Regions from separate parts of the Homo sapiens genome. Here all the other regions are linked to region 3. The links are chromatin loops, found by intact Hi-C in ENCODE. Cell type or tissue: IMR-90. All regions are shown on one strand. Region 1 overlaps ALPK1 (alpha kinase 1). Region 2 has its middle 110 kb from the start of MIR302CHG. Region 3 overlaps LINC02945 (long intergenic non-protein coding RNA 2945). Region 4 overlaps ZGRF1 (zinc finger GRF-type containing 1).

What was found. Peaks named below come from ENCODE experiments on the same cell type or tissue, not always from the same donor. Only the 100,000 strongest peaks of a DNase experiment are listed, where the experiment ranks them.
Region 1: it touches region 3 in a loop (7-fold over the local background); 24 of 110 quality-filtered maps call a loop at or near these places.
Region 2: it touches region 3 in a loop (2.9-fold over the local background); 10 of 110 quality-filtered maps call a loop at or near these places.
Region 4: a loop joins it to region 3, with 6 times the contacts of the local background. A loop is called at or near these places in 32 of 110 quality-filtered maps.

Annotation. Positions count from the first base shown.
Region 1 is chr4:112,317,688-112,325,687 of GRCh38, forward strand. The region is part of intron 2 of ALPK1 (alpha kinase 1); the gene reads left to right. Among named protein-coding and RNA genes, the nearest start is that of ALPK1, 24 kb to the left of the region's middle. RefSeq lists an enhancer at 1,550-1,599. In IMR-90, a CTCF peak has its summit at 4,285 (motif pointing right); a DNase peak (open chromatin) is centred at 4,314.
Region 2 is chr4:112,758,588-112,766,587 of GRCh38, forward strand. It overlaps a transcript of ANK2 not described here. Among named protein-coding and RNA genes, the nearest start is that of MIR302CHG, 110 kb to the left of the region's middle. RefSeq lists enhancers at 200-1,013, 1,014-1,827, 1,566-1,860. In IMR-90, CTCF peaks have their summits at 4,332 (motif pointing left) and 7,205 (motif pointing left); no DNase peak of the experiment used is centred here.
Region 3 is chr4:112,096,271-112,104,270 of GRCh38, forward strand. The region is part of intron 1 of LINC02945 (long intergenic non-protein coding RNA 2945); the gene reads right to left. Among named protein-coding and RNA genes, the nearest start is that of LINC02945, 12 kb to the right of the region's middle. In IMR-90, a CTCF peak has its summit at 3,591 (motif pointing right); a DNase peak (open chromatin) is centred at 3,601.
Region 4 is chr4:112,600,178-112,608,177 of GRCh38, forward strand. It overlaps ZGRF1 (zinc finger GRF-type containing 1), which reads right to left. Exons shown (of 28, transcript NM_018392.5): 9 at 5,831-5,914; 10 at 3,347-3,520. Among named protein-coding and RNA genes, the nearest start is that of ZGRF1, 33 kb to the right of the region's middle. In IMR-90, a CTCF peak has its summit at 4,618 (motif pointing left); a DNase peak (open chromatin) is centred at 4,584.

The DNA.
Region 1 (8,000 bases), 220 kb after region 3:
CTATTCCAAGTCCCTTGAGATTCTATATAAATTTTAGGATGGATTTTTCTACTTTTGGAAGAAAATGTCAGTGGTTTTCGATGATTTTTTGCAGAGTTGCTATTACACTGTATGAACAATTTTATATTTTGCTTTGTCTTACTTAAAATTATTACATATATATACCATTACAAAATAAATGTTACTTATTATCCAAGCACTTCACAAACATACTTTACAGTGACTACATAAAGGAAATGTACAAATGGAAGTATAATTGAAAGGTCTGAAAATATGCCTCAAACCACAAGACGTGTGTGTACTTTAGATACTATCGTCATAAAAATGAGAAGAATTTGATTCAAGACATTTCAGGGTATTAGGATGTGATATTTATACTAAGTGAGTAGAAAGGAATTAATAAACAATTGTATTAGTTTAAAAGACCTTTTTAAAGTATATACTTACACTACTTTTGACTAACTACAACTCTGGGAATCATTTATTTACTCAACAAACATTTATTGATTCTCTATAGTTTCTGAAGTTCTGGGAACCTAGGTATGAATTAAATAGGGTCTTCACCCTCGGGGGAAGGAAATAAATGCTGAAATTTAATGAAATTTTCATGTGTCATGAACCTTTACTTGCTTATTAAATCTTTGCATCAGTCCTATGAGGAAGTGGTGTTAACTCCATTTAAAGATGAAGAAACGAGTGTTCATTTCAGAAAAGCTGAGCTACTTATTGAAGGTGACACAGATAGTGAGTGTCAAGGCTAAGTGATTAGCCCAGGGTCATTTGCCTCTGAAGCTCATATCCTTTTCACTTCTCCAGGTTGCTTCTGTCACTTATGACCTAACATGGAAGACTGGAGTATATGCAACTACCATGACAGCAATTAATTCTGCCATATTAGAGTCAAGAAAGTCTTTAGAGAAGTACCTTTATAACCTAAGACTTGAAAACTGATGAGTTTATTAGATAAAAATGGGGAGAGGAACATTCATTCATTCATTTATGTGTCCATTCACACAGCTTCTACAGTGTGCTAGTCACAGCATGAGAAGCTGAAATGAAAAAAATGAGTGAGACACTGTGGTCACCCACAGAAGTCACAGTCTACTGGGAGACAGTTAAGAAACTGAATTATGACAGAGCATGATGTTAGACTCTGCCATACTGTTGAAAACAGAGTCCTGGGGACACCATTCCAGAGTACTAAGGGCAAGTTCACAGTGGTAGAAGCGACACTAATGGCAGGTAGTGCTGAGCGTGGCAACTTGGACCCTCCATGCCAAGTTCAGGAGTTTGTGTTTCATCCTATAGGCAACAATGAGCCAGGAGTTTCTAAGTAGGAAAGTAACACCGTCAGTTCTGCTTTCTAAGAACCTATCTGGGCAGCACATGAAGCATAAAGAATGGGAACTGGGAAAGAGACAAGTGGCAGGAAGACCAGCCTGGAGGCTAGTGGTCCAAACTAAACAGGGAGAAACCCTGAAGCAGGCAGCAAGAAGAGAGACTGAGAAGCAAAGACCATACTTATGAGGTGAGGTTGGCAGCTTTGTTGCCTATAGGGTGTGTGCTGAGAGTAAGGAAGAATACAAGAGAACATGACCAAAGACTTTGGGGTCATGTACATGTTCAGAACCAGCATTGTTTGCAAGTTATGGACCCATGGAGCATTTAATAGATAAGGCTCTTTTGCATTAACAGTATTTCTATTTAGTCATTCTAAAATGACTATGTGTCTATTTTTATACCAACACCATGCTGTTTTGGTGACTATGGCCTTATAGTCAGAAAGTGTGATGCCTACGGATTTGTTCTTTTTGCTTAGTCTTGCTTTGGCTATGCTGGCTCTTTTCTGGTTCCATATGAATTTTAGAATTATTTTTTCTAATTCTGTGAAAAATGATGGTGGTACCTTGATGGCAATTGCATTGAATTTGTAGATTGCTTTTGGCAGTATGGTTATTTTCACAATATTGATTCTATCCACCCATGAGCATGGGATGTGTTTCCATTTGTTTGTGTCATCTATCATTTCTTTCAGCAGTATTTTGTAGTTTTCCTTGTAGAGGTTTTTCACCTCCTTGGTTAAGCATATTCCTAAGTAATTTATTTTTTTGCAGCTATTTTAAAAGGGGTTGAGTTCTTGATTTGAATCTCAGCTTGGTCACTGTTGATGTATAGCAGAGCTACTGATTTTGTGTACATTAATTTTGTATCCTGAAACTTTACTTAATTCATTTACCAGTTCTAGGAGCTTTTTGGATGAGTCCTTAGGGTTTTCTAGGTATACAATCATGTCATCAGCAAACAGTCACAGTTTGACTTCCTCATTACCAATTTGGATGCCCTTTATTTCTTTCTCTTATCTGATTGCTCTGGCTAGGACTTCCAGTGCTATGTTGAATAGAAGTTGTGAAAGTGGACATCCTTGTCTTGTTCCAGATCTCAGGGGGAATGCTTTCAACTTTTCCCCATTTGGTATGATGTTGACTATAGGTTTGTCACAAATGGCTTTTATTACCTTATGGTATGCCCCTTCTATGCCAATTTTGTTGAGGGTTTTAATTATAAAGAGATGCTGGATTTTGTCAAATGCTTTTTCTGCATCTATTGACATGATCATGTGATTTTTATTTTTAATTCTGTTTATGTGGTGTATCACATTTATTGCCTTGCAGATATTAAACTATCCCTGCATCCCTGGTATGAAACCCACTTTATCATGGTCGATTATCTTTTTTATATGCTGTTGAATTCTGTTAGCTAGTATTTTGTTCTGGATTTTTGCATCTATGTTCATAAGGAATATTGCCCTGTAGTTTTCTTTTTTTGTTATGTCCTTTCCTGGTTTTGATGTTAGGATGATATTGACTTTATAGAATGATTTAGGGAGGATTCTTTCTTTATCTTTTGGAATAGTTTCAATAGGATTGGTACCATTCTTCTTTAAATGTCTGATATAATTCAACTGTGAATTCATCTGGTCCTGAACTTTTTTTGTTGGTGGCTTTTTAGTTACCATTTCAATCTCACTCCTTGTTATTGGTCTGTTCAGAGTTTCTATTTCTTCCTGGTTTAATCTAGGAGGGTTGCATACTTCCAGAGAGTTATTAATCTCCTCTAGGTCTTCTAGTTCATGTGTGTAAAGGTTTTCAGTAGCCTTGAATGATCTTTTGTATTTCTGTGATATTGGTTGTAATATCACCCATTTCTTTCTTTTTTTTTTTTTTTTTGAGACGGAGTCTTGCTCTGTGGCCCAGGCTGTTGTGCAGTGGCGCGAGCTTGGATCACTGCAAGCTCCGCCTCCCAGGTTCACGCCATTCTTCTGCCTCAGCCTCCCCAGTAGCTGGGACTACAGGCGCCTGCCACCACGCCCGGCTAATTTTTTTGTATTTTCAGTAGAAATGGGGTTTCACCGTGTTAGCCAGGATGGTCTCGATCTCCCGACCTCATGATCCTCCCGCCTAGGACTCCCAAAGTGCTAGGATTACAGGCGTGAGCCACCGAGCCCAGCCAATATCACCCGTTTCTTTTCTAATTGAGCTTACTTGAATCTTTTCTTTTCTTGGTTAATCTCACTAATGGTCTAACAATTTTATTTAACTTTTCAAAGAGCCAGCTTTTCATTTCATTTATCTTTTGTCTTTTTTGTTTCAATTTCATTTAGTTCTGCTCTGATCTTTGTTATGTCTTTTCTTCTGCTGGGTTTGGGTTTGGTTTGTTCTTGTTTCTCTAGCTCCTTGAAGTATGACCTTAGATTGTCTATTTGTGTTCTTTCACACGTTTTCATGTAGGTATTTAATGCTATGAACTTTCCTCTTATCACTGCCTTTGCTGTATCCCAGAGGTTTTGTAGGTTGTGTCACTGTTATCATTCTGTTCAAAGAATTTTTAAATTTCCACCTTGATTTTATTGTTGACCCAACAATCATTCAGGAGCAGGTTATTTAATTTCCATGTATTTGCATACAACTATAATTTTAATCATTGATATATTGAAACATCATAGATTTTGGGACAGTGGATTAGTGAGTTTTTTCATAAGACAAAATTCAAAAAGATTAATGGATCTTTACTGAAATGAAATTCAAATACGAGTATTTGTCAGTTGCATAATATGCACTGCTATTTTAATGTTCCACAAAATTTTCCATTTTTACAGGCCATTACTGAGTCTTATAATTTATTTAGACCTGTTCTGTTGTGTAGAGTGTCACATTTGTTTTCATTAGTAAGTATAAACACACTAGTTAAAAGTGAAATTGCTTATACCTGTACTGATAAGTGCCACCAGTAGAGGGCGGCAGTGAGGCACTAGAAAGAAGAACCAACTTTACTGTCAGAAATTGCAGAAAACCGTCAAGATGGGGGTTGATGTGAATGACGGCAAACATTTGTTGGTGTTGGCATCCTCATTAACACCCAGACTGGCTTATTTTATGGGCCAGAAGCTTTGACATAAACATTGTCACAGAATTTTCAGATAATCTGATAATGTACTTATAAAGCAAATTTTGTGGAAATTTCTGGTAAGACTGATGAGAATCAACATTAAGAGATATTCTAAAAATTTTACATTATTTCAAAGAGACAAGAGTATGAATTAAAATTAAGCATGCTGTTCTTGTCACTTCAAGAGTGTAGGCAGAGAATTTAATACTTTAGAGATGACAAAAGGCATCTTACCTTCTTTGAACACTACAGATATCCCTGAAATAAAAAGAAATATTTCCAACTTATCAACAGTAAGCAATGCACAGGATTAATCAACAAGATAGGTTACCCAGATTTAGCTTGCATCTGCTTTTATAAACATTTAACAACAACAAATATTTTTTGAGCACCTACTATGTGCTAGGAGTTATTCAAGGTACTGAGGTTATAGAAGGGAACAAAACAAACTCATTTCCTGCCTTCTTGGAGTTTAAATTATAGTGAGGAAGACAGATATTAAACAAAGCTGCATAATTAATTCATTAGTTACAATGGAGAAAAACAAAAAATAGGAAACAATCTACCACAGGGCCCCAGATCAATGAGTTTGGCCTCAAATCAAAAAGGGGAAATTAAGTGAAATTGAAATAGGACTCAAGAACGAATTAAGTTCTTAATACCCATTTATGTCATTTATTTCCCTTAAAAATAAATAAAATAGATAAGGTAAAATTAACAGATTCATGGAAATAACATTACTAAAGAGTATTTGAGTAGCTGCTATACAGCAATAAAGTACTTTGCCAATGTAAAGTGTTGTTAAAATGCCCCATGCCTGCCTGAGCACCTAAACTTGATTAAAGTCTGTGTCAGTCATCAGCCCAGCCACAGCCACCCCTGAGAACCTGGACTTCCTGCTGACCGCAGTCACTTTCTACAAGGTCCCTCTGTGTCTTTGCTCTTGCTGTGCCCCACATCTCACCACATCTGTCTGATGTGCATCTCTTCACACTGCCATCCACCCCTGCTCCTCAGAGCCTACCCCTTTCACTTCCACTGTCTGGAGTCCTACCCATCTTTCAATGTCCTAGTCGGTCTTCTAAGCAAAGCGTATCTTAACTAAACCTCCTTTCCCTGTATAAAAAATCATTATTTTTTTCCTCAAAGTGGTAAATTAAACTACAAATCACAATCATTCTTTGCCCATTCTTTGCTTGGAATTTTGCTATATCTGAGCAGATTCAGTCTTTTATTTCAGACCTATTTGCCTGTCATCTCTAGTAAACCCTGAGCCCTAAAATTCCAGAACTATGTCTAATTCATCCTTATATCACCTTACAGATCCTGGCACATAGCAGGTATCCAGAAAATTTTGGTTAATTTGCATTATTGGTGCCACAAATCTTAATCTTTAACAATTTGATTTTTTTGAAAAGCATGGAATTGGTAATACACAGGCTATACGTTTTGGACAACATAGAACACACAAAAAATAAATGTATGTCAAATAAAGTTGCCATTTTTGCCTTTATCCTATTTCAGTTAAGATGAATATTTAGGAAATTACATAAAATTTTACTCTGTGAGAGGCTCATCTAGGAGTGAGGCAATTCTTGGAAAATATTAAGTTTGTCAGAGTCTGTAATTTGCTTCTACGCTCCTTATAAGCTAATGAGCTAGCCTGTTATTTCATGGATTTTGGCAGACGGCATGAAACTCCTGAGACAGAGACAAAAGGTTTTAGTACCCATAGTACATCAAGCAGCATGAACATCATGCTGACATCTGCTCCTCATGTCCTCCAAGTCCCACTGGAGTAGTAGTGAGTGGGCCAGTGGATGCTGTGCATGCAGTCAGTGGGTTTGTCTCTATTGCAGCCAAGGAACACTGGGCTTAGGGAGCCCACTGCTTTTATAAAAAGCCTGCTCTTGGCCAGGCGTGGTGGCTCATGCCTGTAATCCCAGCACTTTGGGAGGCCAAGGCGGGCGGATCACGAGGTCAGGAGATCGAGACCATCCTGGCTAATACAGTGAAACCCCGTCTCTACTAAAAATACAAAAAATTAGCAGGGCATGGTGGCAGGCGCCTGTAGTCCCAGCTACTGGGGAGGCTGAGGCAGGAGAATGGCTTGAACCTGGGAGGCGGAGCTTGCAGTGAGCCGAGATCATGCCACTGCACTCCAGCCTGGGTGACAGAGCAAGACTCCATCTCAGAAAAAAAAAAAAGAAAAAAAAAAGCCTGCTCTTTGTCCCAGTGAGAGACATGACCTCATTCCTCAAAGATGCTGCAAATTCTAATAAATTCCCAGGTAAGGAGAGGTTGGCCTGGCTTTTTTTGTTTGTTTGTTTGTTTGTTTTGTTTTGTTTTGTTTTTGTTTTTTCAGACAGGGTCTAACTCTATTGTCCTGGATGGAGTGCAGTGGCACAATCATAATTCACTGCGACCTCAAACTCTTGGACACAAGAAATCCTCCCTCTCAGCATCCTGAGTAGCTAAGACTATAGGTATGTGCCACCACTACAGGCTAATATTTTTATTTTTATTTTATCTAAGGTTCTCGCTATGTGCCCAGGCTGGCTTCAAACTCGTGGCTTCAAATGATCATCCTGCCTCAGCCTCCCAAAATGTTGGAATTACAGGTGTTAGCTACTGCACCAGGCCTGATCTCTCATTCTTGACATACACTGCAAGAACTTGCAGAGATGCCCAGAGCTTGTGGTAGATTGTCTGTCCCAAAAATATTCTGTGAAAGTAAGAATTGTAGTTACCCTGGAACATCAGAGGGGTTCAATAAATATTTGTTGAAGCAAATTGATTAATTAATGAGAAGAAGGAGAGTCACTGAGGAACCAAAAAAAAGGGGGGGGGGGGCAAATAGAGTGAATCCCTTGAGGGAATAGTTTCAAATTTCAGACCTGATAAGGAGGAAAAATCAGAAGAATAACAAAAGCTAAGACATTGTAGGCTACTTGGCTTTATAATAAAATATCTAAGCACATTACTTCATGGAAAATGAATCTAGGACTCACTATACAAAGTAATCACTGATGAAGTTCAAATAATCTAAGGTAATGCACCTATCTCCCTAAATCAGCACTGCAGTAATCACAGCTCTTTATATATGCAGGCTTTTGGCACGTACCAAATTTCTTTGAAAACTTTAGACACTATTCCCATTTACCAGCCATGATTTTTTTCCCCAAAATTGTAAATTGAACTACAAATCAAAGATCATATGAATAAATATGGTCAGACTTAAACAGTTCCTTAGAAATGTATAGTTAAGCAAATGAAATATCGTATCCTCTCAAGATTCCCTTGCAGGGCAGGAATTAAGCTGAAATATTTTGTGATGGTATTAGAAGTGAGGGACTTGAGGTATATTTAGGTCATTCACATTCAAAGTCCAGACTGGTGAGTAGAGTTCACATTCACATTGATAATTGTAAATACTCCTTCTCCGGACCACTGTGGCCCTCGTGTCCATAAAACTTACGGGGCAATCGTACGGCGTTTTGTTATCACACATCTCAACTTTTAGCCTCCCTGCCCCACTTTGTCCTGGATGCCTT
Region 2 (8,000 bases), 660 kb after region 3:
TATTTTTAGTAGAGACGGGGTTTCACTGTGTTGGCCAGCCTGGTCTTGAACTTCTGACCTCACGTGATCTGCCCACCTCAGCCTCCCAAGCTGTTGGGATTACAGGTGTGAGCCACTGCGCCTGGCACAAAATGCTTTCTAATCAATCTTCTCAAAACCCTTTGCCAAATACTGTAGTAACGACGCCACGGATTTGCCCCTTTCCATCAAACTCTGCTAATAGGAATACTGGCTAATTCTTTTTTTCCTTGCCCCAGTTAGTGAACTTGTGGATGTGTGCAGTGGCCACTTTGGGGATGAGGAACCTTGTGCCCATGATGGTGATTCTAGGGAGAATTTCGAATCACATAGCAACATAGTTATCTAGTGCAGAAACCTTTTAGGACCTTTATAGGTGACCTATCTTCCTATGGTCCTTTTTATACTTGAAATGCAAACCTAAATATATTTTACTCTCTGATTAAATGTTATTTCTCCCTAGTTTTTCTATTTTTGATTTTCATTTAAAAAATACTATGGATTAGGTCTACTATCAGAGCAGTCTTTACAAGATAGCTTTTTTTTAAGAGACAGGGTCTCGCTCTGTCACCCAGTTTAGAGTGCAGGGGCGTGATCATAGGTCACTGCAGCTTCAAACTCCTGGGCTCAAGTGATTCTTCTGCCTCAGCCTCCTGAGTAGCTGGGACTACAGGCACACACCACTGTGCCTGTAAATAAAAAAAAATTATTTTATTTTTTGTAGAGAGAAGGTGTCGCTTCATTGCTCAGGCTGGTCTCAAACTCCTGGCTTCAAGCGATCCTCCTGCCTCACCCTCTGAAAGCACTGGGATTACAAGCGTGAGCTACCACGCTGGGCCCAAATCTTTCTAATTACCACATTTGAATAGCTATTTTCTTTACCTTCCTAGGAAGTGTTTTCAGACTATAAGAATAAAGACAGAAGTTGCATGAAAATAAGCATCCTCTTTGCTCTGTTCCTTGGTGGTAAATTCCATCTCAATAGTGTTGAGAGGTAGGGGGGTGAGTAAATCAGCATGTGAAAAGCAAGCCATTTTCTCTTTTACCCTCCCATTTTCTGATTTTGATTTGCTTCAGTAGCATCATTCCAGCATTCTCCAGTCCTCTAGACTTGGACATATTTGATTAATAATGATTATTATGGCTGTATACATTGTAGAGGACTTTGTACTTTTCAAAGTGCTTCTACGTTCATATATATATATTTTTCTCTTTCCTTCATCATCTGCTATTAATTCATCACCAAGTTCCAACTGATTCCATAGCTGTAATGTCTTTTAAATTCAACCACTTAATTTCAGTAGCTGACACTGTAAAAATCACAGCATAGTAGGGCTGGAAGGATCCTTAGAAACCACTTAATATGAGCTTCTCATTTTATAGATGTAGAAACTGAGATCTAATGTGGTTGAGTAACTTTGGCAAGATTATAGTTACCCCCTACCCCAGGCTCCTTGACTACTACTTTCAAGGCCATAAATCAATGGTTGACTGTTTGGTTTCACCCCCACCCACCTGCCCACCCCAGTTACGTTCCATTCTGTATAGAGTTGGGAGAAAAATATTTTTCAAATTCCATATTCTTTTTTTTTTTTTTTTGAGACGGAGTCTCGCTCTGTTGTCCGGGCTGGAGTTCAGTGGCGCGATATCGGCTCACTGCAAGCTCCGCCTCTCGGGTTCCCGCCATTTTCCTGCCTCAGCCTCCAGAGTAGCTGGGACTACAGGCGCCTGCTACCACGCCCGGCTAATTTTTTTGTATTTTTAGTAAAGACAGGGTTTCACCGTGTTAGCGAGGATGGTCTCGATCTCCTGACCTTGTGATCCGCCCGCCTTGGCCTCCCAAAGTGTTGGAATTACAGGCGTGAGCCCCCGTGCCCAGCCTCAAATTCCATATTCTTTTTTTTTTCTTCATTGTATTCTTTTTTTTTCTATTTTTTAATTTTATTATTATTATACTTTAAGTTTTAGGGTACATGTGCACAACGTGCAGGTTTGTTACATATGTATACATGTGCCATGTTGGTGTGCTGCACCCATTAACTCGTCATTTAGCATTAGGTATATCTCCTAATGCTATCCCTCGCCCCAAATTCCATATTCTTAAAGGTGGGCTCTTTCCTGGAGACTTAATGGGATTTCTTATTTTTCGATATATTAAATCAAAAGTCCGTTAAGTGGTTTTATTATGTATTTCTTCTTCTTCTTTTTTTTTTTTTTTTGAGATGGAGTCTTGCTCTGTCACCCAGGCTGGAGTCCAGTGGTGCGATCTCGGCTCACTGCAACCTCCACCTCCCAGGTTCAAGCAATTCTCCTGCTTCAGCCTCCCGAGTAGCTGGAATTACAGGTGTACGCCACCATGCCCAGCTAATTTTTGTATTTTATTAGTAGAGACAGGGTTTCACCATGTTGACCAGGCTGGTCTTGAACTCCTGCCCACATGATCCGCCCGCCTCGGCCTCCCAAAGTGCTGAGATTACAGGCATGAACCACCGCACCCGGCCATGCGTTCCTTCTTTATAAAGTAAACACGTGCATTTTTATAGTAAATGAATTACATTTGAATGTATGTTGTTTTTATAATGTCCTGAAATTTTGGGCATACATATTTTACTTACCCAGTATGCTTGAAATATCTTGAATTAGAAACTGTGCCATTTATTTCTTTTGTAAGCCTTTCTATGGTGTCTTAAACAGTGTTCTGAGTTGGTGCTCAATAAATAAAAATAAAGTTCTCGCCTGGCACCGTGGCTCATGCCTGTAATCCCAGCACTTTGGGAGGCCGAGGCGGGTGGATCACGAGGTTAGGAGATCGAGACCATCCTGGCTAACACGGTGAAACCCCGTCTCTACTAAAAATACAAAAAATTAGCTTGATGTGGTGGCACGCGCCTGCAGTCCCAGCTGTTCAGGAAGCTGAGGCAGGAGAGTCGCTTGAACCAGGGAGGCGGAGGTTGCAGTGAGCCCAGATCACGCCACTGCACTCCAGCCTGGGCAACACAGTGAGACTCCGTCTCAAAAATAAATAAATAAATAAAAATAAAATAAAAATAAAGTTCTCTTCGAAGTTAAGTGCAAAGACAGTGCTTGGAAATATTTCTTTCAATAATAAATGCCTACAAAATGCTTGTCATCTTCCTCTACTATACTTCTTCACTTACCATACTCATACTGTTGCATGAAAAATACCATATTTTTTCATGCAATTGCCTTTTTTCCTCATGTCACTCTATTCTCCTATAAACTCCTTGAAAGAAGGAACTGAGCCTCCGGTAGGTTCTGAATAACATAGTACGTTCTTAAGAAATATTGATTTCATCTAACTGCATTGGCTACACCAAGTGTTGTAGGAATACAGAGAAGCACAGAGGAAGGAATAATTAACTTTTCTGCAGGTGATGTCGTGCTAGAGAAAGCCATACCAACATCTGAGTTGAGTCTTGAATTTGCTGGGCATGGGGAACAGACATTTCAGGTAAATTACCAAGGTGCAGAGAGTTCCAACATTTTAGATGTGACTTTGTCTAAGATGCCCCAGTCAATCGGTGGTTTGCCATATTGAAAGCTCAGAACTCAAAGGGCTATTTATTTGAATTTCAATTGATTACTCAAGTTAAAACAAATGTTTTCTTAATATTGGATTAAATAAATCATTGGAACATAAATAAATTCAAGGAAACATGTTAGATAAAGGAAAAATTAGTAAGTTCAAATGTCTACTCTTAATAAAGCAAGGTAATTTGGTGAATCAGTAACCTCTATTTTAAAATTGCAACAAAGCTTTATAATATGATCCTATTGATTTTTTTACTTTTTCAAGAGTTTGAAACATTTAGTGACAATGTTTAAAAATCAGTTTAAAATATTAATCAAAAAAAGTAAAGGCATGTGAATGCTTTTCTAATTTTGTTGTTGTTGTTGTTATTTTAGACAGAGTCTCACTGTCACGTAGGCTGGAGTGCAGTGGTGCGATTTCGGCTCACTGCAACCTCTGCCTCCCGGGTTCAAGCGATTCTCGTGCTTCAGCTTCCAGAATAGCTGGGACTACAGGCCTGCGCCACCATGCCCGGCTAATTTTTGTATTTTTGGTAGAGAGTGGGTTTCACCACGTTGGCCAGGCTGGTCTGGAACTCCTGACCTCAGGTGATCCACCCGCCTTGGCCTCCCAAAGTGCTGGGATTATGGGCGTGAGCCACTGCGCCCGGCTTCGAAATATTTTTGACACTATAACTTGCACTGTATTTTGTTTTTAATACTTAAATGTGGTTCGTGAAAACTATTTTTATGTTTATGCTTCTGAGCTTCTGGTGCCCTCTAGTGGCAATAATTTACTGTTAAAACCTTACGTTTTGAAAATGATATAGTTTAATTCTAAATTCAACGTTTCACTGGGAGAAAATTAAATTGTAAATGATGGGAAGAAAGTGCTAATTTGGATCAGTGTAAAGTAATAACTCCTAGAAGCATTGTTGGAACATGTGATGAATAATCATTTAAGAAATAAGAGTGGGGGCTGGGCGCGGTGGGCTCACCACAGCCTTGACGCCCCCAGGCTCAGGTGATTCACTCACCCCAGCCTCCTGAGTAGCTGGGACTACAGGCATTAGCCACCACACCTGGCTAATTTTTTTTTTTTTTTGTATTTGAGACGGAGTCTCGCTCTGTCGCCCAGGCTGGAGTGCAGTGGGCGATCTCCGCTCACTGCAAGCTCCGTCTCCCGGGTTTACGCCATTCTCCTGCCTCAGCCTCCAGAGTAGCTGGGACTACAGGTGCCCGCCACCACGGCCGGATAATTTTTTTGTATTTCTTTTAGTAGATACGGGGTTTCACCGTGTTAGCCAGGATGGTCTCGATCTCCTGACCTCGTGATCTGCCTGCCTCGGCCTCCCAAAGTGCTGGGATTATAAGCGTGAGCCACAGCGCCTGGCCTTTTTTTTTTCTTTTCCCCTAGTCGGAGTCTCGCTCTGTTGCCCAGGCTGGAGTGCAGTGGGGCGATCTCGGCTCACTGCAAGCTCCACCTCCCGGGTTCAGCCATTCTCCTGCCTCAACCTCTGTAGTAGCTGGGACTACAGGCGCCCGCCACGGGGCCCGACTAATTTTTTTGTATTTTTAGTAGAGACGGGGTTTCACTGTGGTCTTGATCTCCTGACCTCGTGATCCGCCCGCCTCGGCCTCCCAAAGTGCTGGGATTACAGGCGTGAGCTACCGTGCCCGACCATATGTAGCATTTTCATTGGCTTATTTGGGGAATGGTACCTCCTGGTTGTCCTATATCTCTCCTTGGATCTCTCACTCACATCTCTCTCACACTTAAAGTTTAACATAATTCCCACATATGTTCTTTCTGGCTTTTTGTTTTGAGAGGGAGTCTGGCTCTGTCGTCCAGGCTGGAGTGCAGTGGTGCCATCTTGGCTCACTGCAACCTCCGCCTCCCTGGTTCAAGCAATTCTCTGCCTCAGCCTCCTTAGTAGCTGGGATTGCAGGGGCCCGCCACCATGCCAGGCTAATTTTTTTGTATTTTTAGTAGAGACGGGGTTTCACCATCTTGGCCAGGCTGGTCTTGAACTCCTGACCTTGTGATCCGCCTGCATCGGCCTCCTAAAGTGTTGAGATTATAGGCATGAGCCACTGCGCCCGGCCCCCTCTGGCTTTCATGATTATTTTTCCTTCCACCATTTTTTCGTCCCATTGATCTCTTTTCTATTCGCTAATCTATCTTTCTGTTCTGATGCTCTCTGTATTTTTTTTTTGAGAAGAAGTTTCGTTCTTGTTGTCCAGGCTGGAACGCAATGGCCCGATCTCGGCTCATTGCAACCTCTGCCTCCTGGGTTCAAATGATTCTCCTGCCTCAGCCTCCCAAGTAGCTGGGATTATAGGTGCCCGCCACCAAGCCTGGCTAATTTTTGTATATTTAGTAGAGATGGGGTTTCACCATGTTGACCAGGCTGGTCTTGAACTTCTGACCTCAGGTGATCTACCCACCTCGGCCTCGGCCTCCCAAAGTGCTGGGATTACAGGTGTGAGCCACCGTACCTGGTCCAATTTCTTTGTATTATTTATTGCCTTTCCTTTGTATTTTGTAACTGGTCTCCTTGAAAAGTTATCTTTTTTTTTTTTTTTTTGAGACGGAGTTTCATTCTTTTTGCCCAGGCTGGAGTGCAATGGTACGATCTCAGCTCACCACAACCTCCACCTCCGGGGTTCAAGCGATTCTCCTGCCTCAGCCTCCCGAGTAGCTGGGATTACAGGCATGTGCCACCACCCTGGCTAATTTTGTATTTTTAGTAGAGACGGAGTTTCTCCATGTTGGTCAGGCTGGTCTTGAACTCCTGACCTCAGGTGATCCACCCACCTTGGCCTCCCAAAGTGCTGGGATTACAGGCGTGAGCCACCGTGCCCGGCAATGCTAGGTATTCTTTTAAGCACTTTATAAATATTAACTCAATCTTCTCAACAATGTATGAAGTAATTGTTATCTCTACTGATGAAATTGAGGTACTGAGATATTAAGCAGCTTGACATAATTGTTCATGCTGAATATACCTCTCAAAAAACATGAACATTTTTCTATGTAACTACATCAAAGAAAAGTGACAATTTCTTAATATCATCTAAGATCTAGTCTGTGTTTAAACATCCGCAATTGTCCCTAGAATGTCTTTACAGCTAAATTGTTCAAATCAGGATATAAGTAAAGTCCACACATTGCTTTTGGTTGTTTGCTTAGGCCTCTTTAATCTGAACAGTTCTCTTCCTCATCCCTTTTTTTATGACCTTTCCTTGACCTTGCCTTGTTGAGAGGGAGAACCAATTGCCTGCAGAACGTCCCCTTTTGAATTTGTAGGATCAAAGCTCTATTTCACTGTTAGCTTGTTTTAGCTCACTTCTGGCTATAGGTGGCCTCAAGCATTCTGTTTGTTTGTCCTTAATCATGTGATATTTTATAAGATTTCTTTCTACTCACTTAGCTCTTCTAAGTTCATTAAAACCCTTGCTTGCCTTTTACCTTATAATACTACATACCACTGTGTTCTGGAACAACTCCCCCCTCCCCCGCTTTTTTTTTTTTTTCCGTTCAGGACTTCTGACATGTCTTTTAGATAGTATATGTCTGAGAGCTCTAAAATTCCTAACTCTGTGTTGTCAGGGTCTGTCTTTCCCCCAACTTCACTGTTCTACATCAGCATAGTACTGCCACCTAGAGGAACTTCTGAAAATTTGTGACATTTTTCGTTTGTCACAGTGACAGTGACTGGGGGCTGTACTGGCATATATTGACCAGAGGCCACACTTGGAATCATCCTCAACAACTAAGAATTATCTTACCTAAAATGCTAATAGTGCCTAGGTTGGGAACACTATGTAGTCGATCCTAGTTAACTTACTCTCAGCATGACTGACACAATGTGATACACCAGCACGTAGTAGATGCTTAATAAATATTTGTTGCAGCTGGGCACAGTGGTTCATGCCTGTAATTCCAGCACTTTGGGAGGCTGAGGTGGGCAGATCCGAGGTCAGGAGTTCGAGACCAGCCTGGCCAATATGGTGAAACCCCATCTCTATTAAAAATACAAAAATTAGCCGGGCGTGGTGGTGCACGCCTGTAGTCCCAGCTACTTGGGAGGCTGAGGCTTGAACCTGGGAGGCGGAGGTTGCAGTGAGCCGAGATCGCACCACTGCACTCCAGCCTGGCCACAGAGCAAGACTCTGTCTCAAAAAAAAAAAAAATTTGTTGCATAAATGAATGCATTTTGAAATTTGACTTTTGTAAAGCAGACTATTTTGCCAGAAAAAAAAATTCACAAAAGTTAACTATTTTGTTAGAAATCCTTTAATTACAAGTGAGAAAAATTCAGCTTATACTGGATTATGTAATTGAAAAGTCCAGGGGTATCTGCCTTCAGAAATTGCTGGATCCTGAGGGTCAAGTGGTATTATCTATACTTAATCTCCTTTAATTTTTTGACTTTCTACTCTGGGTA
Region 3 (8,000 bases):
CTGATCCAGGAAAGAGACTACACAGTGATTATATTATTGTTTACCAAAGAACTATAAGAATATGTATAATCCCATTTATCTGTTTGAGTCTCCCAAGGTGAAAAATGATAATATTATTTTGAAAAACACCTGGATGCTGGGATAACTGGATAGCCATATGCAGAACAATGAAACTGTATACCTTTCATCATATATGAAAATTAACTGAAAATGGATTAAAGATTTAAATGTAAGACCTCAAACTGTAAGAATCCTAGAAGGAAACCTAGCAAACACTATTCTGGACATTGGCATTGGGAAAGAATTTTTGGCTAAGTCCTCAAAAGCAATTGTGACAAAAACAAAAATTGGCAAGTGGAGCCTAATTAAACTAAAGAGCTTCTGCACAGCATACATAAATAAATAAAATTAAATTAAACCTATCAACAGAGTAAACAGACAACCTACAGAATGGGACAAAATATTCACAAACTATGCATCTGACAAAGGTCTAGTATCCAGAATCTGTAAGGATCTTAAACAATTCAACAAGCAAAAAACAAACAATCCTATTAAAAAGTGGACAAACGACATGCACAGATACTTCTCAACAGAAGACATACAAGCTGCCAACAAACATATGAGAAAATGCTCAACATCACTGATCATCAGAGAAATGCAAATCAAAACCATAACAAGATATACCATCTCACACCACTCAAAATGCTATTATTAAAAAGTCAAAAAAACAGCAGATACTAGTGAGGCTGTGGAGTAAAGGGAATGGTTATTCACTGTTGGAAGGAATGTAAATTAGTTTAGCCACTGTGGAAAGCAGTTTAAAGATTTTTCAAAGAACTAAGAGTTGAACAACCATTCAACCCAGAAATCCCATTACTAGGTATATGCCCCAAAGAAAATAAATCATTCTACCAAAAAGACACTATGCACCCATATGTCATTGCAGCACTATTCACAATAGCAAAGACATAAAATCAAACAAGATGTCCATCAGCAGTTGATTAGATTAGGAAAATGTGGTACATATACACCATGGAATGCTATGCAGCCATAACAAGAATGAAATCATGTCCTTTGCAGCAATATGGATGCAGATGGAGGCCATTATCCTAAGCAAATTAATGCAGGAACAGAAACCAAATACTGCATGTTCTAACTTACAAGTGGGAGCTGAACACTGGGTACTCATGGACATAAAGATGGGAACAATAGGCATTGGGGACTACTAGAGGTGGGGAGGAAGGGAGGGAGGCAAGGGTTGAAAAATAAACTATTGGGTACTATGCTCACTTCTTCAGTGACAAATTCAATCATATCCCAAACCTTAGCATCACACAATATGACCATGTAACAAATTTGCACATATACCCTCTTTATCTAAAATAAAAGTTGAAATTATTTTTTTAAAAAACCTGGAGATTCCAGGTTAAAAAGACTGAGGAGCAATTAGATATGGGTCCTAATCTCAATAAGTGCATAAGAGGGAAATGAAGATGACAATATAACAATATAGATCATCCTCTTAAATTTAGGATTATAATAAATTCTAAGGCCAGGGAATGTTAAGGTTTTAGGAGAAGAACCATGGTTTAACACATAAATAAGATGCTGCTCTCAAGTATATTTTCTTTTACCTAGCATTGTTTTTAATTGGGAGGCCTGTTTAAAAGGAAAACCAATGGTTTAAAAACAAACAAAAGAAAAGTAAGCAGTGGTACCGCTAACGCTAACTTCAACACCAATAACTGAAGCCAACCCCTTGGCCTTGCTGCTGATAAAGATGTGAGTGCTCTGAGCTCCTGACATATGTCCTGTTGATTAATGCAGTTCATGGAAGAATTGTCACTTCAGCTGATGTCCTGAATTTCTACAGCTGATAGAACCATGGTTCTCAAATTTTAATGAGCAGAAGACTTACCTGCACTAATTTTACCAATTGCAGACTTCATCCCCAGAGAGTCTAATTCAATAGATCTGCAGTGAAAATCTTTCACTGATCACACACCCTAGATGATTGTGAAGCAGGAGATCCATAGACCATGTTTTAATGATCACTTACTCTCTAGGTTTTTTAGGACATAAACACCTGGATTCAGAGTGTGAATCTGACTCTGTGATGTGAGCTCCAATTGAGGTATAGTGGCACAGCTAAAAGAAAGATTAATTTTGCTTAATGAAAAGGGAGGCAAAAGAAGAATACAAGGAATCCCTAAAGAGAAGATGATATTTGACCTGTGATTTAAAAGATAAGAAGAAGGCCGGGCATGATGGCTCATGCCTATAATCCTAGCACTTTGGGAGGCCAAAGTGGGCAGATCACCTGAGGTCAGGAGTTCAAGACCAGTCTGGCCAACATGGTGAAACCCTGTTTCTACCAAAAATACAAAATTAGCCAGGCATGGTGGCGGGCGCCTGTAGTGCCAGCTACTCGGGAGGCTGAGGCACGAGAATTGCTTGAACCTGGGAGGCAGAAGTTGCAGTGAGCCGAGATCACAATGCCACACTCCAGCCTGGGTGACAAGAGCGAAACTCTATCTCAAAAAATTAAAATTAAAATTAAAAAAAAAAGATGAGAGGAAATTTTCCAACTAGGAAGGAGCAAAAAGAGAAAGAACAAGGAATAAGGAAAATGCCTACAGAAGAATGGCAGATCAGATGGCAAAATATGAAACCACAGCGATAGACTTGGGCCAGTTTACGCAGAGCTTTGTGTTCTGTGACACATAATTTATCTTGTGGCTGTTGGTTCCCAAATGAAACAGCTGTACCAGAAATCTTCTGAGGCATTTATTAAAATTCCCAGGGTCTCCAGTAGAGCTACTGAATCAAATCCCTTGAGGAGAGATCTGAGTATCTGGAGTTTTAAGAAGGGTTCCCAGCACTCTGATAAGCAGCCAGTATAACTACTGGTAGACCAAGGGCTAGTCTGAGCCCTCATCTAAGGGCTCTAAGCATCTAAGTGCTTCAGAGAATGCAGCATCCGAGAGTTGCTGTCAGGAATGATCCAGCAAGGGGAGGAAATCATAGTTGAGAGGTTCCATAGCCAGAAATAGGTCAGCGCCAGAAAATTTCCATAGAGAAAGGCATAGATGACAAAGATGTGAGTTAAGTGAGTGAGCTGGACTACAAAAGCAGAAGGTATGGACACAGAAGGCAGTTTCTGGAAATAAAGGCAAAGTACAACAGAGAGTTGTCCTATGTGAGATGAGACAAAGATGGACTTCTGATGTGTATGAGGTGCTGCCAGAGATGGCTTAACAGCAGCCATCCTTAATCCAGCTGATGCCTTTCAGCTGGAGTTGAAAAGGTATCCAGTTCAGTTAGCAGTTGAAAAGACAAAGCTAGGAAAACATCAGGAAAAAATATCAGAGTTGGAGTTTGAACATTATGGTTCAATAGAAACTACAGAAGTAGATGGCATTGCTGGAGAGGTAAAAACGGACTTTTAAGGGACAGAGTAGATTTTTTAAAAGGCATTGAATTGGCAAGAGGAGGAGGGAGTAATGTGAACTGTCTTTTGTAAATACATGGGATGTAGGATTGAACCGTTTCCATTATCTAAGCATGTAGAACCGTTCTTTAAACTACCAGTAGATGGTGCCATAGTTTTGGAAAATAATAAAGGTAAACAAAGCCAATAATGTTACATGTAAAAACCTTGTCTTATGTTAACTTAAAAAAAAATAGGATTTATAAATGTAGATTTAGAAAAGGAAAGACTTTGTTTCTTCTAAAGGCATTTAGAAAAATGCCTCCCGCAAGACCAGAGACAGGCACTTCACAGGAGGAGTGCTTGGAGTGGGAGCTTTATGCTGAACAGGTTGGCTAAACGTACATATTCAACAGGTATAGGAGGAGCTATGAATATTCATGAGGGTGGTCCTGACACATATTGGATGTTACATGCTTATTGAACAAACATGCATGTAACATGACCCATGTTTACTTTGGGGTGGAGACTTAACATTTAAATGTATTTACAATTAGGCCCTATAAATCAAAAGTTTCTTTCAGGGCAGGAAGGCATACAAGTGCACAATATCTGTAAACCGCCCAGAACCAGTCCATGGTCCATGATCTTCTGATCAGGAGAAAGTTATTGAAATCAGTCTCTTGTCCAATCAAAGCTATAGCTATGGCTGGTGGAACAGGGAGTGGGTGGAACAGGGAGTGGGGGTCAGAATCTGGTAGAGGTGCAAATTGTTTTAATATTGCTTATCTCGAAGCCAGTGCTTGTTTAGCTGACAGAGAAAAAGAAAAACCTAGTTTATTACTTAAGTGTAGGGGGTGCGTGAATTAATCCTTGCCTGGCATGGCCTTAGGTCCTGTTTGTATCATGGTGTAATATGGTATCTTACTGCCACGAAGAGTTTGTTCTGTCAGTCTTATGATCTCTATTTTAACATTAATGCTGATCAGTTGTTCTGTCTAAACCATAAAAGAGAAAGGGTTTAATGAGATGTGTCTGACCTCCCATTCCATCATGGCTGGGAACTCAGTTTTAAGGTTTTCCTGGAGTTCTCTTGGGCACAATGGGGGTTTGTTCAGTTGGTGGGGAAGGGGGGTAGGATTTTATTTTAAGTTTATATTAAAAATAAATAAATAAATAAAACTTATGATAAGGAATGACTAAAGCCAAATTAAGATAACATATCAATACCTGAAGGCTTATTTATTGTTCAAGACTCATATTCTCAGAACTTTATACTCCATTTTAGTTTTAATTTGTGACCAATAAATTGCATAATGTGGGGATGGTTCACATGATCATCAAAACCACAAACAACATAAAAACTTTGAAGAATATGGAATATGGCTGTCAGTTTTAAAATGTTCACTTGCTATAAAGAAGCTAGCCACTTTCATAGTGTTATGACTATCATGAGTTCCAAGCACTTTTGCCTTCAGAGCCCCTTCCTTCATTGAAAAGAATACACATACACACACACATGCACACACACAATTATATTTTGTGACTGCTTTGGTATACACCCCAGGCTGGATTAATTATTAAATATTATCATTATATCTTTCCTTCTGAATTAGAAATAAAATTCATATATTTTTGTGGGCCCCTAAAAATATTGTGAGCACTATACACTTTGTACAGTAATTAAGTCCATACAATGGATGTCTAGCTACCATAAAAATGAAACTTAAATAGAAAATTAAATAGAAAGTAAAAATAAATAGAAAGTAAAACTAGAGGGAGACAATGACTTTGAGGGCAAGTTGTCCATGGCAAAATTGAAATTCTTTGGAAGTTTTATGTGCTATCTTAAAATCATATCCAAATATTACAAAAGATGTATTTTAAATTGCTTATCAGGGAAAAAGAAGAAAAACAAAATTTCTTACCTGATTCATTGGTTAATGGATAAGGTAATATTGCAGAGTTGCCTTGTCCCTGAAAATTATTACCCAAAACTTACTGCTGAAAGCAGCAGAATTAAGTATGTCATGAGATATTGATCAAGTACAGTTCCAACAGGAAGAAGAACCGATTTATGGAAAAGAATATTTTTATTTTGAGAGTTCTAAGATTCTTTTTTGTAAAGAGGGGAAGGATGGAAGCAGAAGAGAGCTGCTATTATTTTTCTTAGTTTCTAATTTGGAAAAAGGAAGTGTATGACTGCAACATTTGAGAGTCTAAAATTTTAAGAAAGGGCCTACATAGTACAATAATAGCAATTTTAAATATAATCCAAAATCAAGAGTCAGAGAATTGGAGAGTAGGAGGGGCTGGTAATAGGGATTCCTGGAGAAGCAAAGAGAGAAATTCTAGGGCATTCTGAGAGATATAAAGTGAGATGAAGCAGCTTTGGGTGTCTGCAGGCCAGGAATCATGGTCAAGGATCAAAACTCAGGAATAGGGGCCACCCTCCTACTGGGTGATGACTTTGAACACCATCCTTGCTGTGGAAATTGTTTAAATTTAACCTATATCCTGTGATTTTTGCTCAACTTCAAGTATTGACGGAGAATGTTTTAGCTTTTAATTTGTCCTTAATCTTTTACATATTAAAATAGTACTTCATCTAAAGCTTTATGTTGTCAAACAAAAGAGTTCTTTATTCAAATTGTAATGGCAAAATTTGCCTTTTTAAAAACTCTGATTTTCTTTCAATGTTCATACTTTATAAAGATAAGGTGGGGGGATGTTCATTTACCTAGTTGATTTACACCATAATGTCTATTTTTGCCAAAGAGTTTGTTTCCCCTCTTTACCCCATGAGAGATGGAGAAGGAGTCGGGTAGGTTGGGGATAGGATGTTCAATGAGCACTTTGCACAGGGAAGACAAGCAATATAGAATTTTTATGGACCTCCAAACAATCCTGACCTTTGGCAGTTCCACTCTGACATGAATAAGTGTAAGGCAAGTCATATAGCATTTAACATTTGCCTTCCATTCTATCTATCAAGTTTGCACTACATCCACCATGAAGAGTGAATTCCCTGATGGGCAGCCATTAAGAGAGGCAGTAGAGAGTTTAGAATCAAATTGCCTGGGTTCAGATCTGGTCACTGCTACTTAATGGCTATATAATCTTAGGCAAGTGAGTTAGCTTCTCTAAGCCTCAGTGTCATTATCCATAAAATGGAGATAATGACAACATCTACATTATAAATAATAATGAGGATTAAATGAGATAATCCATAAATAAGCTCATAGCACTTGGCACAGAATAAAAGTTCTAAATTAGGTATTGGCCGTATTATTTGCTATTCCAAGAAACAGCACTCAGAACACGTCTGTTAAGGATGGCTGAGGCTCTGTGTGTCACTCAGAAAAGAGCTGGGGGCAGAGGAGCAACCCCAAGGCCTCTGCCAAAAGCAACTTGAAAGTTAAACTCGTGTTTTTGTCCAATGGCATTGAACAAGAAATAAAAGGTCAACCGCCATTTCCTCTGGAATCTGGCTTGTGATGTGACATCCGGGAATTGGCCCAATTCGTGGGTAGAGACAAACAAATCTTCCTCCCTACAAGCTTACATACCTACCTTTATTCTAACCTTCATCTCTACATAATCCCCATTCCTCAAAAGTTTATAAAATAATTGCCTTGTGCAAATTAGCATTGTTCAAGTGCAATCCTAAATAACACTGACGCATATTTCTATTTCTGCTATTGGTTTTTGTGACAATGATAAAGACATGCTATTTCCTGAAACAATAAGTGACCCTTTGATTTTAAAATTTGGCCTTTTTTTTTTTCCTTTTACAGACCACTTCTTATTTCATAGTGCATTACTATATTATTATTTACAAAACATTCTTTTGTAAATAATACAAAATTATTCTGGAGTGCAGCAGCGCGATCTCGGCTCACTGCAAGCTCCGCCTCCCGGGTTCATGCCATTCTCCTGCCTCAGCCTCCCAAGTAGCTGGGACTACAGGCGCCCGCCACCACGCTCGGCTAATTTTTTTTTTTTTTTTTTTTTTTGGTATTTTTAGTAGAGACAGGGTTTCACGTGTGAGCCAGGATGGTGTCGATCTCCTGACCTCATGATCCGCCCGCCTCGGCCTCCGAAAGTGCTGGGATTACAGGTGTGAGCCACCGTGCCCGGCCTACAAAACATTCTTAATCAATATTTGTTTGATTCAAAATCCTGTGAAGAATAAATTTAAGGCTCCCATAATTTCAGTCCTACATGTATTCCACTGTACATAATTTGTTTCAAACAAAATGGAAAAATCCCCATCCCCACAAGCTCGTCACTCTTTCTAAGTGAGAATGGGTCATTTCTTCTGTATCCTTAAACAGTTCAGAGACGAAAAATCAAGGAGCATAGGAAATGAAGCCTGTCGCACAATTAGGATCCAGTTCATACTCACTGGGACTACTTGGAGAATTTTCTGAAATCCCTTGTCTCAAGCTTCACTTCTATCCCTTCATTTCTGCTGCACACCACCTAAATTGAAGTTGCCTAGATATTCATTCTGTAAATTATTCATTCTCTCTCTCTCTCAGTATGAGTAGCCTGGCAATGCCAGACA
Region 4 (8,000 bases), 500 kb after region 3:
CGCAACATGACACCTACCTAATTTTTAAATTTTTTTTGTAGGGACCGAGTCTCACTATGTTGCCCAGGCTGGTCTTGAATTCCTTGCCTTAAGTGATCCTCCTGCTTCAGGCTCCTGAAGTGCTGGGATTACAGGTGTGAGTGACCTTGTCATCCAGAGAAAGATTTCTTAAGATACAAAAGCGCTAATCGTAAAGGAAACAGCAAATAAATTACATTAAAAATGATAAACTAGGGCCAGGTGTGGTGGATCACTCCTGTAATCCCAGTACTTTGGGAGGCCGAAGCAAGCGGATCACGAGGTCAGGAGTTCGAGTCCTGCCTGGCCAACATGGTGAAACCCCGTCTCTACTAGAAATACAAAAATTAGCTGGCGTGGTGGTGGGCACCTGTAATCCCAGCTACTTGGGAGGCTGACGCAGGAGAATCACTTGAACCCAGGAGGCGGAGTGTTGGGAACAAGCTGAGTGTTGGGAGGGAAACTGAGGTAGGGCTTGCATGACTGACATAATGTCCTCTGGAATGTGTGTAGACTTGCTGGCTCCTTGCTTCTAGCCCTCCTAGGCTCCTATTCCCATTATCTCAAGTAGCAGAACACGTTCCTTATAAATGCTAAACTGTCACAGCTGTAGATCATGTGCCTGCCCTTTTGACCTCCACATTCTCACCACCTGTTTCTCTGTTGGATTACCAATAAACAGTGTGGGCTCCCAGAGATCGGGGCCTTCGCAGCCTCCATGATCGCGATGGCCACCTGGTCCCAGTTTTACTTCTCATACTGTCTTTTTCTCAATCCTTTGACTCTGCCAGACTTCATCACCCCTACAACCTGGTGTTGGGTCTGATCACCCCAACAGCAGAGGTTGCAGTGAGGCAAAATCACGCCACTGCACTCCAGCCTGGGCAACAGAGCAAGACTCCATCTCAAAAAAAAAAAAAAAATGATAAACTAGGCCAGGCGTGGTGGTTCACACCTATAATCCCAACACTTTGGGGGGCTGAGGCAGGAAGATCGTTTGAGCCCAGGAGTTCAAAACCAGCAGCAACCTGGTGAAACAACATCTCAAAAAAATTTTAAAAATTAGCTGGGCAGCCGGGAGTAGTGGCTCATGCCTGTAATCCCAGCACTTTGGGAGGCCGAGGCAGGCAGATCACTTGAGGCTAGGAGTTTGAGAACAACCTGGCCAACATAGCAAATTGTTAAGCTAGTTCTAAATGTATATGCAACCATACTAAAAATACAAGAAATTAGCCAGGCATGGTGGCGCATGTCTGTAATCCCAGCTACTCGGGAGGCTGAGGCAGGAGAATTGCTAGAACCCAGGAGGCAGAGGTTTCAGTGAGCTGAGATCACGCCACTGCACTCCAGACTGGGTGACAGAGCAAGACCTTGTCTAAAAAAAAAAAAAAAATTAGCTGGGCATAGTGGTGGGCACATGTAGTCCCAGCTACTCGAGAGTCTGAGGCAGGAGGATTGCTTGAGTCCAAGAAGTTGAGGCTGCAGTGAGCCATGTTCATGCACTGCACTCCAGCCTGGGTGACAGAGTTAAGACTCTGTCTCAAAAAACAACAAAAAAAGAAAAATTTTTGATTCATCAAAGATACCATTAAGAGTGAAAAGGTAAGTAAGGGTCAGGAAAGATATTTGCAAAGCATACAACTGACAATGAGTAGGTATCCAAATTATATAAAGAATTCCAGAAAATTTTTTAAAAGATAAGCACGTCAATTAAAAAATGAGGAAGAGGCCAGGCATGGTGGCTCACGCCTGTAATCCCAGCACTTTGGGAGGACGAGGCCGGCAGATCACCTGAGGTCAGGAGTTCGAGACCAGCCTGACCAACATGGAGAAACCCCATCTCTACTAAAAATACAAATTAGCTGGGCTCAGTGGCACATGCCTGTAATCCCAGCTACTTGGGAGGCTGAGGCAGGAGAATCGCTTGAACCCAGGAGGCAGAGGTTGCAGTGAGCCAAGATCACGCCATTGCACTCCAGTCTGGGCAACAAGAGCAAAACTCTGTCTCAAAAAAAAAAAGGAAGAAAGCTGAACAGGCACTACATCAAAGAGGATAAAGAGATGGCCAATAGGCATACAAAAAAGGTCCCAACCTCACTATCAGGCAGGAAAATGCAAATTAAAACTACAACTGAAGTACCAATATATACCCACCAGAATAGCTAAAACTGAAAACCAAAAACAGCATCAAGTGTTGGTAAAGATGTAGAGTGATGGGCACTCTCATACACTCCTAATGGAAATGTAAATTATAAAAACCACTTTGGAAATCAGTTTTGCATTATGTACTAAAAGTAAATATATCCTATCCAGTGACTCAATGATGCTACTCCTAGGTAATATAACCAACATAAGTATGTCACGCATGTGTGTATATGTACATGTTCATGATGGTACTTGAATGTTCACAGCAGCAGTATCTGTAATAGTCCCTTAACACAAATAACACAAACATCTGAAGAATGGATAAATTGGGATATATTTATGCAACAGAATACTACACCAGCAATTAAAATGAATAAATTATAGCCACAGGCAACAACATAAATGAATTTCAGAATTGCAATATTAAACAAAAGAGGGCAGACACAAAGAATACACTGTGTATGATTCTATTTATATAAAGTTTTAAAAGCAAAACTAATAGATGGTTATAAGTCAAGACAGTGGATATCTTAGGGAAAAGTGAAAAGGGTAGTGATTGAAAAGGGGCAGAAGGAGAGCTTCTGAGATGCTGAGAATGCTCTATTTGTTAAAGGTGGAGGTTATATGAGTATGCTTTGTGATGATTTACTTATTTCATATATGTATTATGCTTTTTTTTCTTTATTTCTTCTCATATGTATTATGCTTTGACAAAAAGGGAAATTTAAAAAAAAATCTCTTTGATGAACACTGTTTCAAATACATGCTTATCATTCTAACCTCATGACCTCTATTTTCATCCCCAGAAATCTGCCTTTGGTAGCAACTAGAGGTACTCAGTGTCATATTTAAAGAGAGAAGGGAAATATCAGAAGAAAAAAAATCTATTAGATGTTAAACAGGTGAGTATTTTCTTTGTGTAATGTACCTGTTTGCTTTTGTCATGAATTTATAGTCTTCTCTGAAGTGAAAAGTAATCTGTTAAACTCCCAATGTTAAAAAAGTAATACATCTTTCAAGTAAAATACTTTTGTTATTTAGTTTTGAGATATTATGCTTCTTGTCAATTTACTGTACTCCTTTTTAACTTATAACTGTATAAACAACTATACTATTTTCACAAAATGTAGTATTAACATAAAGAAAATGATTTGGCAAAATGCAACTATAAAAATATTTTTACCTGCAAGAAGTCAATCTGCATACACGTGCTAGGTAACTCTGGTGTCTCTGTCATAAAGTTTTCATACTCAGTGCTATCTGGAAACTGACTGCATCCTAGCTGTGAGCTGTGTCCTCTGACCATTACACCACTAGTAGCTGATCCTTTTACTTGATGTCCTTGAAACTCAACAGGCTACAGGTAAATTATTAAAAATAAGAACTGCATAACTATATGTTGACATATATATTCACAAAGTAAACACACAGAATACAATACATAATTCAGCTTTTTATTACAGGAACTATTGTAAATACCAGGAACTAATGCTGAAAACCGGGAAATTCTCCTATTATCCTAAAACATACGTTATGGGTAACAAATTCAAAGTGCATCGATTTAACTACATTTAAGTTCAACATTAAAAAGTATGATTTAGGCTGGGCATGGTGGCTCACATCTGTAATTCCTGCACTTTGGGAGGCCAAGGTGGGTGGATCACTTGAGGTCAGGAGTTCAAGATCAGCCTGACCAACATGGTGAAACCCCATCTCTACTAAAAATATAAAAAATTAGCCAGGCGTGGTGGTGCACGCCTGTAATCTCAGCTACTCGGGAGGCTGAGGCCGGAGAATTGCTTGAACCAAGGAGTTGGAGGTTGCAGTGAGCTGAGATCACGCCACTGCACTCCAGCCTGGGTGACATAGAGAGATTCCATCTCAAAAAAAAAAAAGTATGATTTATAGCCAATGAGGGGGAAACAAATGAATAAGTATAATTTTATTACAAGCATAAAGATGAGTATAATAATAATAGCTAATTAAACCAGAAATATTTAGTTGCTTCTCAATGCTTCCACTATATATTATACAACTATGCATTACATACAATACTATATATTATAGACTCACAACTTCATACTTCAATGAAGTTTTTCCTTATTTCTGTACTAATTGTACTGTAAGCCCCTTGTGAGCAGAGATGTTTTGCTTCATCTAGGTACCACACAGTACTTGGTATACAGGAAGCAATAAATAAACAGCCAGTAACAGAAAGGGAACAATGAGAAAGAATGCAAACAGCATTTCTCTTTACTTAGGGGTTTTGTAAAATATCAGGCTCAACTGCAGGATGGGTGGTGGACTCTCTGCCTCTCAGTAGAAAGATGTGATATCCTACTGCTCTGAGAGCAAAAGCCTAAGAGTGTGATTCCAATGTAGACATGTTCCTTAGACAGGCTCTTTCACTCAGTCTGTTTTCAGGCTTCAAATGGCTTTCTCTGCTGCCCCCTGGAGGGTTCTAGGATTTTTTACTCCATACAAAGTAAAGCTTACCCAAAATGTGGAAAAATAAGACTGTAACAGAGTCAAAGGAATGTAGGTAAAGGATTAATTCATTTTTAACTAACAAAATGACAGTAATATATAATTTGAATATACTCTTATTCAAAAATGAAGAACTGTAAATCACACATTTGAAAGAAAAATCTAATTTAAATGCCCCTTTAATAGGACTTTGGTGGAAAATATTCTTCTGAATTTAAAAATAAACATTGCAATAAAAATGAGTCTCAACTGTTAAAGATTCTGTATATTTCTGCTTCTGCTTTGTCTGATGGGTAATGTATACTCCCCACAAGGAAACAGGTACATTACCTCCCCCACTTTTTTTTTTTTGAGACAGAGTTTCGTTCTGTCACCCAGGCTGGAGTGCAGTGGCACAATGTTGGCTCGCTGCAACCTCCACCTCCCAGGTTCAAGTGATTCTCATGCCTCAGCCTCCAGAGTAGCTGGGACTACAGGTGTGTACCACCACACCCAGCTAGTTTTTGTATTTTTAGTAGAAACGGGGTTTTGCCATGTTGACCAGGCTGGTCTCGAACTCCTGGCCTCAAGTGATCCACCCGCCTTGGCCTCCCAAAGTACTGGGATTACAGGCATGAGTCACCATGCCTGGCCAAAATAGGTACCTTGCCTTCTATGCTGCCATGTAGATCTCTTCCAGAGGTGTGTTGGGTTTTAGGAGTAGAACTGCTATTTACAAAACCCATCCATTTTTATGCTGTTGTCTTTGTTAATTTTTGATATAGAATAGGTAGCACTACTTAGATGTTGGTTACGTATACTTCTATATACTCAGAAGTATAAGTGGCAGAATAGACTATAATAAGTTAAAGGGTATAAAGATACTCATTTTGTTCCCCACAGAGTATTCATTAATTTTACTCTACATGGCTTTGTGTCCAACCCCTAGAGTATCCTATGTACGGAAGGATAATGTAAACACTGTTATTATTAGCTCATTAGTAGTATAGAGAAAGTTTAAGACCAAAAAGGGGGGCAGGAGTCATTAAATAGTTTTTCTTGTTCTTAAAACCAGACTTATTTATTATGCTACTAACCTTCTGCCTGTGAAAACTCTGATACTTGTTTTTTTGTTTTTTTGTTTTAAACAGAAAAGAAAATGTAGTTGGTTAAATAAATCGATGTTCTTCACAAATTTTACCTTAGGGTCACAGGTTTTTCTCTCTATTTGTTTAGGAATAACAGCTTGAAAAGCAGTCTCTTCTTTACTTCCCGAGGAAGAGAACTAGGATAAAATATGAATAAGTTATCTAGTTAGCTAGAATAGTTTCACAGGTGATTCATGATTTTGATGGAAAAATAATTGCAAAACTTAAGTTTGCCCTGTGAAAACACACTTGCCATCTCTATCTTGCTTCTGTCTACACACACATACAAGCTAGCTCTCCCTGGCAAAGGGGTACTTTAGCAGGTAAGTCACTATGCTAATTAATTTGAAAACTTAGCACATTAGAAAATTCTGATTCTAAATTTTTAATTAAATCTTTGAACACTAGAAAAAAATGCCAGGTATAACTGGGTGCAGTGGCTTACGCCTGTAATCCCAGCACTTTGGGAGGACGAGGCAGGCAGATCACCTCAGGTCAGGAGTTCGAGACCAGCCTGACCACCATGGAGGAACCCCATCTCTACTAAAAATACAAAATTAGCCTGGCGTGGTGGCACATGCCTGTAATCCCAGCTACTCAGGAGGCTGAGGCAGAATTGCTTGAACCCTGGAGGCAGAGATTGTGGTGAGCTGAGATCACGCCATTGCACTCCAGCCTGGCCAACAAAGCAAAACTCCGTCTCAAAAAAAAAAAAAATAGAAAAAGAAAAAAATGCCAGGTACATAATAAATCACCTGTCAAACCTAATACTATGTTAATGCAGATCATCTATTTTAAAATTAGTAAGAAATGAAAGGAAGAAAAATTGAAAAAGTGTAATTGACTATTTGAAGAATGAATCATCTCCTAGCAATCACAAAACACGATACTGACAACAGCAACAAGTCATTTTTAGTTCATCAAGTAATATACAAAATAACCATAATTTTTCATATGACTTGGATAGACACAGAAAATGAATTCAACTACAAAAGTAATTGTTTAAATGTTTAACAAATATGAAGAAAAAACACTTCCCCAACAGACCAGAGATAAAGTAGTATATTTCTTCAAATAATGGTCACTTTCCTTTAATAACACTTATATATAAGCACAACTGCCAACCAAGTAGCTCTTAAAAATATTCAACCTATATTTTAGAATTAGAATTTTTTCTTTTTTTTTTAAGAGACAGGGTCTTGCTCTGTCACCCAGGCTGGAGTGCAGTGGCGCAATCGTTGTTCACTGAAGCCTTGACCTCTGGGATCAAGTAATCCTCCTGCTTCAACCTCTTGAGTAACTGGGACTACAAGCATGTGCCACCATGCCACCTAATTATTTTTATTTAAAAAAATTTTTTTTAGAGTTGGAGTCTCACTGTATTGCCCACACTGATCTCAAACTCCTGGCCTCAAATGATACCCCTGTCTTGGCTTCCCAAAGTGTTGGGATTACCCGTGTGAGCCACTGTGCCAAGCCAGAATTACAATTTTCTAATATACAGTTTTCAAAATTAATTCGCATACTACCTTCTCGCAAGAATAGCTCTTTTGCAATATGTAGTTAATTATACTTTTAAAAATGAGGCAGAAGTGGCATTAAGGGTATCTTCAAAGAACACACTGTTTTGAAAGTTCCTTCTACCACCAACATACATAAAGAGGTTGTTTCAGAGAGTTGTAGTAAGAAGAGCCATTATAGGCCAGGCACATGCCTATCTATAATCCCAGCACTTTGGGAGGTGGAGGTGGGAGGATTGCTTGAGGCCAGGAGTTCAAGACCAGCCTGAACAATGTAGTCAGACTCCATCTCTACAAAATAAAAAAATAAAAAATAATTATCCAGCCATCGTACTGTGCACCTGTGGTCCCAGCTACTTTGGAGGCTGAAGCAGGAGGATGGCTTGAGCACTGGAGGTCAAGGCTGCAGTGAGCTGTGACTGTGCCACTGCACTCTAGTCTGGGTGACAGAGTAAGAACCCGTCTGAAAAAAGAAAAAAAAAAGAGCCATTACAAAAATACAAATGTACTCCTATCTTAAAGCTAAAAACAGATTTAAATAATTTTTATTGCAATAGATTATTAAGACCTTTTCATTACTGTGAGATGACAGCATATTTTTATTGTCTTGTTAATAAGAGGGGGATCATACTATGTCATATTATGTGGTCCAGGCTGGACTCTATCTCAACTCAAACGATCCTCCTGCCTCAGCCTCCTGAGT